Regions from separate parts of the Homo sapiens genome. Here region 2 is linked to region 1. The links are chromatin contacts, found by Hi-C or POLR2A ChIA-PET in ENCODE. All regions are on one chromosome and are shown on one strand. The core of a region is the stretch at or near the end of the contact, and the rest is flanking DNA. Distances in the headings are between cores, read along the strand shown.

Region 1 (4,201 bases), core at 1-2,500:
TTGGATTTGGTCAACTGCTTCTCAGTGGCAGCTGGGATCAGTATGTCACAGTCGACCTCCAAGATGCTTCCTTCATAGGGCTTTGCCTTGGGGAAGCCCAGAATGGACCCATGTTGCAATTTGAAGTCTTCCAGTTCCTTTGGGTCAATACCATCTGGATTCCATATACTCCCATCAGACTCACCAACAGCAATACATTTAGCACCAAAACGATGTAAATATCTCATAGAGTGTAGGCCCACATTACCAAATCCCTGAACAACAAATGTTTTATCTCTAAACCCTGGTGTCATTCCTAAAATGCTCATGTAAGAAGCTTCATTGATGAAGTTTTCAATCCCATGGAAGACACCACGGCCAGTAGCAGAGATGCGTCCATGGATTCCCCCTTGGCTGATGGGTTTACCAGTAACACAGGCGTGTGCATTAATATCATAGTGCCCTATGGTGCTGGCATAGGTATCAGCAATCCAGGACATCTCCCGCTCACCTGTGTTCATGTCTGGAGCAGGCACATCAACGCCAGGACCAATAAAGCCCTTCTTTGCTAGCTCCATGGTGAACCTCCTTGTGATCTTTTCCAATTCATTTTCGGTATAGTTCTTGGGATTGATCTTAACACCAGCTTTAGCACCCCCAAACGGCACATCAACCACTGCACACTTGTATGTCATCAGAGAAGCCAAAGCTTTTACTTCATCTACACTCACATCAGTGCTGTAACGGATACCTCCCTTGCAGGGCGTGCGGTGCTGGCTGTGCTGGGCCCGGTAGCCTTCGATGACCTCCCAGGAGCCGTCGTCGCGCCGGATGGGGAAGGAGAGACTCAGCACATGGTTGCAGGGCTTGATGATCCGCAGGATGCCGCGCACCCGGTTCCGCTTCTGCTCCTCGCTTTCCTGGGTCCTCAGGTCCTTCACCAACTTGTCCTCCACGATGCTGGCGCCGCGATCGAAGAAGCCCTCCACCATCTTGAAGAAGTTGGGGTCGTCCTCGCGGTCGGCCACCAACTCGCTGTAGTGGCGCCGGGCGGCCAATGCGAGCCCCGGCTGCGAGGCGGCGGCGGGCTGTCCGCGGCCCCGGCCCAGCAACGCGGCCGAGTGGTTGGCCGCGGAGCCCAGGGCAGCGGGCCCGGCCCGGGACGGCAGCAGCGCTTTGGCCAGGTAGCGGTACATCGCGGCAGGCGGAGGAGGGGTGCGTGACGGTCGCGGAACAGGTGCGCTTTCTCAGACTCCCCGCGACTAGGAAGGAAGGGTCCGGCGCGGGTTGCCCTTTTAAGCCGCAGCTTCCTGCCTGCCCGGCTGTCCCCTCCCCTTGGGCGCCACCTAACGGGGAGGACGGACTTTGGGGGCAGGGCGCCAACCAGGGCGCCGGACCTCCGGGTCCGGAGGTCCGGGGCGCCGGACCCGCCGCGGCCTCGCCGGGCCTGGCTGGCCTGTTTGTTCTATACTTCTAATGTTTAATAATTACCCAGAGCTTTGGATATATGCAATTCTGCAAAATAAATCAAAAGGAGTCAGAAGGCAATTTTATTTCCTAATAGACCCTTAGTTAGAATTTAACTTAAAAGCCATTTTTAACAAATGTAAACAATATCTCCCCTCCTCTCCATCAAAGTCTGACGGAGACAAATGAAAAGATTTTTTAGAAGAATAGGACTATATCAAGACCAAAAAAAAAAAAAAAAGCTAAGAAAGGGTACCATCAACAATCTTTACAGAACTTCTGGAAAGTAAAAAGCAAATGGTACTGGCCTGGGGAATAACCAAAGAAAATGAAACCTCAGCCCCGGATGGCAAAGGTAAGTGCAATTCTTCCAAAGAGAGCCCTGAGTGAAATTTTAAACAGGAGTGAACAAAACAAAAAGCAGAGATTGGGCCCTAGAGTACTCATGGCCTTATTTCATTTAATAAGTTGCATCCACAAGCAGTGGACCAGGAGGATCCTGCCCCCTCTCAGATAAAAAAGAGCAATTGGCAATGGCAGCTTTTGCCCCTTGGACAATGGTTCTCAAACTTGAGTATGCAACAGAATCACCTGAAGCACTTATTAAAACACAAATTTCTGAGATTCACTTGGAAAATTCCTTATTCGGCAGTCATGGAATGATTCACCTAACAACATGAAAGCATCCTAGAAGCTTTGAGTTAAACTATTAAATTATTTGCAAGAAAAACAACAATGCTGCCAAAACATACAACATAATGCATGTTAAAAATCACAGGATGTCTTATTATGAAGAACAAGGCAAAGATGCCTACATTTGCCATTTTTATTCAACATAGTATTAGAAGTTCTAATCAGAGGAATTAGGCAAGAAAGAAAAAAAAACAGAAAAAAAGTAAAATTACCTCTGTTCACGTATGGCATGACCTTATGTGTAGCAAACGCCAAATATTATACAGAGGGAGAGAGAGGGAGACAAACACATACACAGAGGTAATATACAAATTCAACAAAGTTGCTGAATACAAAATAAACACAAAAATATCAGCTACATTCCTATATGCTATGAAGTAAATATCTAAAAAGGGAACTAATAAAACAATTCAATTTACAATACTATCAAGAAGAGTAAAGTACTTAGGAATAAATTTAACCAGTGAGGCAAAAGACTTGTACATTGCAAAATACAAAACATTGCTGAAAGAAATTGAAGGAGGCATAAGTAATGAGAAGACATTCTATGTTCATGAATTAGAAAACTTACAATTATTAAAATGGATAATACTTCACAAAAGTGATCTATAGATTTAAAGCAATCCCGATCAGGATCCCAATGATGTTTTTGGTATAAATAAAAAAGTCTATTCTAAAATATATATGGAATTTCAAGGGGCTCAGAGTACTCAAAATAATTTTGAAAAAGAACAATGTTGGATGATTCAAATTTCCTGATTTCAAAACTTACAACAAACCTGAAGTAATCAAAATAGCGTGGTACCAGCATAAGGACAGACATAAACAAATGAAATAGAATAGCCCAAAAATAAACATTAAACATATAATCAGTTAAATTTTTAAAATCTTTTATTTATGTTCAGGGGTACACATGTAGGTTTGTTATATAGGTAAACTCATGACACAGAAATTTGTTGTACAGATTTTTTAGTCACCCAGGTACTAAGCCTAGTCCAATTGTTATGTTTTCTGATCTTCTTCCTCCCACCCTCCTCCCTCTGGTAGGTCCCAGTGTTTGTTGCTCCCCTCTTTGTGTCCATGAGTTCTCATCATTTAGCACCCATTTATAAGTGAGAACATGCAATATTTGGTTTTCTGTTCCTGGGTAAATATGCTAAGAATAGTGGCCTGCAGCTCCATCCATGTTCCTGCAAATAACAGAGTCTCATTCTTTTTTATGGCTGCATAGTATTCCGTGGTGTATATGTATCACATTTTCTTTGGACAATCTGTCATTGATGAGCATTTAGGTTGACTCCATGTCTTTGCTATTCTGAATAGTACTGCAATGAACATTCGTGTGCATGTGTTTTGTTTTTTTTTTAATTTCAATAGGTTTTGGGGGAACGAGTGGTGTTTGGTTACATGAATAAGTTACTTAGTCATGATTTCTGAGATTTTGGTGCACCCATCACCTGAGCAGTGCACCCTGTTCCCAACATGTAGTCTTTTATTCCTTGCCACCACCCACCCATTCCCCCAAGTCCCCAAAGTCCAGTGTATCATTCTTATGCCTTTGCATCCTCATAGCTTAGATCCCAATTATGAGTGAGAACGTACAATGTTTGGCTTTCCATTCCCGAGTTACGTCACTTAGAATAATAGTTTCCAATTCCACCCAGGTTGCTGTGAATGCCACTATTTCATTCCTTTGTATGGCTAAGTAATATTCTATGGGATATATATATATCACATTTTCTTTATCCACTCATTGATTGATGGGCATTTGGGCTGGTTCTATATTTTTGCAATTCTTTGAACTGTACAATACGATAATTGTGACACAACCTATCAAAACCTCTGGGATACAGCAAAAGCTGTGCTAAGAGGAAAGTTCATAGCACTAAATACCTACATCAAAAAGTCTGAAAGAGCACAAATAGACAATCCAAGGTCACACCTCACGGAACTGGAGAAAGAACAATCCAAACCCAAACTTAGCAGAAGAAAGGATATAAGAAAAATCGGAGAAGAACTAAATGAAATTGAAACAAACAAAAATTACAAAAGATAAATGAAA
Region 2 (4,536 bases), core at 1,393-3,892, 150 kb before region 1:
ATATATATATATATATATATATATATATATGTACACACATACACATATACACCATGGAATACTAGTCACTCATGATAAAGAATGAAATAATGTCTTTTACAGCAACTTGGATGGAACTGGAGGCCATGATTCTAAGTGAAGTAACTCAATAATCGAAAACCAAATACCACATGTTCTTACTTATAAGTGGGACCTAAGCTACAGATATGCAAAGGCATACAGACTGGTATTAATGCACATTGGAGACTCAGAAGGGGAAATGTAGGAGGTGGAGGAAGGACAAAAAACTACTTATTGGGTACAATGTACAGAACTGAATTGATGGGTACATTAAAATCCCATTCTTCACCACTGTACAATTCATCTGTGTAACCAAACACCACTTATACCTCTAAAGTTGTTGAAATTAAAATATAAAATAAAATAATTTCAAATAGTCATATGCAGCTAGTGACTACCTGATTGGATGGCCATAGTTAATCAGTAATAAATGAAAAGCCTTATCTTATTAATGTGGTTGCCTTGGATTCCACTTTGTCTAGAATATTATGCTTTTTTTCTGCTTCAAATTGCTGATATATTTAGATATATTTACCTATCTCTCCATCTCTCTACATGTATATATATATAAACTAAGTAAATACAGTATATTCATACATGTATATATACTCAGTATATATTCATACATATATACTCAGTATATATTCATGCATGTATACATACTCAGTATATATTCAAGCATGTATATATACTCAGTATATATTCACGCATGTATATACTCAGTATATATTCACGCATGTATATATACTCAGTATATATTCACGCATGTATATGTACTCAGTATATATTCACGCATGTATATGTACTCAGTATATATTCACGCATGTATATGTACTCACTATATACACGCATGTATATGTACTCACTATATATTCACGCATGTATATGTACTCACTATATATTCACGCATGTATATGTACTCACTATATATTCACGCATGTATATGTACTCAGTATATATTCACGCATGTATATGTACTCAGTATATATTCACGCATGTATATGTACTCAGTATATATTCACGCATGTATATGTACTCAGTATATATTCACGCATGTATATGTACTCAGTATATATTCACGCATGTATATGTACTCAGTATATATTCACGCATGTATATGTACTCAGTATATATTCACGCATGTATATGTACTCAGTATACATAGTTTATATATACAGTTTGTGTATATATAGTCTTTCTGCTTTTCACCTTTAACAGTCACTTTTAGATATGTCTTTTATAAACCACAGAAACTACAGTTGAACCTTGTTTTCTAATTCAATCTGAGAATCTTTGTCTTATAATAGGAATGTTTAACCCACACACGTTTACTGGCATTTATTGGTCTTTCTTTAATTGTTCTATTTGCATTATGCTTTCTTCCTAATTTTTAATGTGTTTTTTTTTTTGCTGGAGTCATTTGTAAAGTATACTTTCTAGTTTTAATTCTGTAAGAGGTTACCCCAAAATTTAAAATAAATGAATTTATATTTCTCCTTGAAACTCTCTCTCTCATACCTCCTCTACTTTCCTACCCCACCCCTCTATCTCCCAGGTAATGGTGGCATAGTATGAGATTTTAGTCCGGTTTTTGTATATTTAAAATTATGTTGTCTACCCTTTCAAGAATTAATATATCCATTCTGTTTTGTAACCTTATCTATACTATTTAGACTAATTCTACATTCAAATAGATTCAATGCACACATAATTCTTTTTATAACATAGTCTATATTCTTAAGGTCTTTACTTTTTATTGTTTACAAGATGCTTTGAGAATTTATTTTGCATCTCCCCACCTCATTTCCCAAGGGTTCTATAGAGGGTATATTCTCTGAGCTCTTGCGTTTCTGAAAATATCTTTATGTTGCACTGTCAGGGTAGAGAACTCCTTGGTCAAAACATTTTCCCATCAAAAATGTAAATGTTCCACTATTTGTCTTCTGACATTTAACACTATGGAAAATTCTAAGGATATCCCATTTTTTTCTTTAGAGGTACCCAGTTTTTGGTTTTTGTTGTCTCTTTCTTTGACTAGATACTTATAGAAGTTTTTTCTTTATCCTTGAAATTCAGAACATTCATCAGGATTATATAGATATCAGTCATATCTTACTAGTTTCACTGATACCTTTTGATCTGCAGATTCAGCTGTTTCTTAATTTTATAGATGTTTTCTTCTATTATTGCTTCTATTGCATTTATTCTTGTCTTTCAGATATATAGATAAGCCATATTGAAATAGTCCGTCATTGTCTGTCTGAGATAACGCCTCTTTGTCCTACCTCCAAGACGATTAAGGAGCGCGGACACAAAAGTGAGCTTAGAGCGAAAGCTTAATAAGTGAAAGAAGAAAGCTCTCTGTCAGTAGAGAGGAGAGTCCTGAACAGGAATACTCACTGTGGGGCCCATTCTGGGGATTTTATGGACCGGAAAAGAGAAGAAATGTGCTTAGTCTGTGGGCTGTCTTGGCGAACCCGTGACTCAGCCTGGCCCGGGACTTTGGCAGGGGACCAATCAGAAGCCGAAATGATGATTCACAGATGCTGCTTAGCTTGCCCCAGGGCCTATCACAAGCTGACGTGAAAGTTTGGCCCGGGACCTTGGCCTGGAACCAATCCGGAGCTGAGGTGATGATTCATAGAAGCTGGACTTACAGTTTCTTTCGGTTTTTGTTTCTGTTTTTGTTTTGTTTTGAAACGGTGTCTCACTCTGCTGCCCAGGCTGGAGTGCAGTGGCGCAATCTTGGCTCACTGCAACCTCTGCCTACTGGGTTCAAGTGATTCTCCTGCCTCAGCCTCCTGAGCAGCTGGGACTACAGGCACGCGCCACCACACCCAGCTAATTTTTGTATATTTTTTAGTAGAGACGGAGTTTCACCATATTGGCCAGGCTGGTCTCGAACTCCTGACCTCGTGATCTGCCCAGCTCAGCCTCCCACAGGGCTGGGATTACAGGCGTGAGCCACCGCGCCCAGCCTGGACTTATAGTTCTAATAAAGGAAAGTAGAGTGCCCACCTAAACCCACCAGAGCCCACCGTGCCCATGCCCACAAAAGGAGAAGAAACTTTTCCTGGGAACCTGCTGACTATACAAAGGACCTTTGTCCTGGCATTTGGATGCCAGGCCTTGTTCCCTTATCTGAGTGAGCTGGAGGTTCTGTGTAAGTTTTATCCAAACGGGCAGGAGGTTGTTCTATCTGTGCAGCCATGGGCATGTCTTCAGGCACAACACCCTGTCCTAGTTCCCTTATCGGTGCCTGCAGCTTGAATTATTTTCCCAGGCTGCTTTTTATGTTATGTGGGGATGAGGCACTGACCCATGGGCTGGGGGGCTCTTCTGGGACCCTTCCCTTGCTGTCTACCTAAAGCAAGCTAGTTTACTCCTTTCAATATGTTGGTTCTACATTCACTGGCCCATTATATTTATTATTGATTTTCTTGTTATTTTTATCTCCTTGTTCTTTTCCTCTGCATTCTAGGAGAGCTTTGGGTTGCATCAAAAATTTCTGATTTTATTTCTGCATTCTCAAAACTGATCATACTGCTGCTGATTTATTTTTTACATGCCAGTATCATTTTTTTGTTCAAAGTTGACTTTTTGACATACAAAACAGCAATTTAATATGGTTTAAACTGAAAAATAAAAAAGAATAGTTACTGCAGTATCTATGGTGATTGTGACAAGCTAGAAATCCAATAAATGCCCATTAATATGGAAATGATTGAATAAACTGTGATACGTTCATATCATGAGCTATTATGCTACCACTAAGAGAACAACTGTGGAATTTACGCAAATTCCACTAGGTACTGATTAAAAGATATAGAAAAAATGTATTATATAATAATCACATTTTTAAATAATGTCCAAACAAAAGCCGTGTGTGTGTGTGTGTGTGTGTGTGTGTGTGTGTGTGTGTGTGTTTGAAACAGATGAAGGGACTTTAGAAAAATGTACAGAAGGATATGCACCAGGCTATTAACTCTGGTTACCTTGGGGAAGTATAAATTAGAAGGAAGAAAAGAAGAGGGGAGGACAACTTCCCCCAAAATTGTCCTTAACAATAGAGCAAGCATTAGACAATGATGCCATTTGTGAAAAGTTACCTAGGTATATATGTATACACAAAATAAGCCACACAAAATAAGCCATCCTAAAAGTGGCTATCTCAGGGTAGTGAGATTTTGGATACTTCTTTCTTCTTCTTCCCCCATCCCAACACATACCCATGTACATACACACAAAAAAAATACCCATAAATATCACACTCACACCTCCAAACCCACATAGCGTAAGCTAGTTTCTGGCTCAGTAATCTAGAGCATAAAGGTAATGGAGAGGAAGTCAGAACCATAAGCAATGCTGGCACGGGAACTTTGTCTTCATTTCCTCTATTTATTTTCTGTGCCCATGGCCAGACTCAGACCAGCCCCCTTCAGTATAATGGTTTCTACATCATAGTGTCCTGCTACC

Evidence for each region. Hi-C counts contacts between places; a loop is a spot of excess contacts on that map. ChIA-PET counts read pairs that join two places held with the same protein, here RNA polymerase II (POLR2A). Pooled maps may share reads with other maps.
Region 2: a loop to region 1 is called in a map of K562, with 6 times the contacts of the local background. The contact joins the enhancer-like site here to the promoter of GLUD2 in region 1. A Hi-C loop is called at or near these places in 1 of 168 maps with a recorded cell type or tissue (K562) and 1 of 50 pooled maps. POLR2A ChIA-PET finds 5 or more read pairs at or near these places in 1 of 52 experiments (K562).

Annotation. Positions count from the first base shown.
Region 1 is chrX:121,044,659-121,048,859 of GRCh38, reverse strand. It overlaps GLUD2 (glutamate dehydrogenase 2), which reads right to left and starts at 1,250. Exons shown (of 1, transcript NM_012084.4): 1 at 1-1,250. The coding sequence starts at 1,175. It overlaps LOC105373328 (a long non-coding RNA gene), which reads left to right and starts at 1,386. Exons shown (of 4, transcript XR_938572.4): 1 at 1,386-1,801.
Region 2 is chrX:121,195,782-121,200,317 of GRCh38, reverse strand. No RefSeq gene overlaps it. Among named protein-coding and RNA genes, the nearest start is that of GLUD2, 150 kb to the right of the region's middle. RefSeq lists an enhancer at 1,920-3,119. Within about 2 kb of position 2,642, at least 3 of the 41 ENCODE cell types and tissues checked have a DNase peak (open chromatin) inside an H3K27ac peak, as active enhancers do.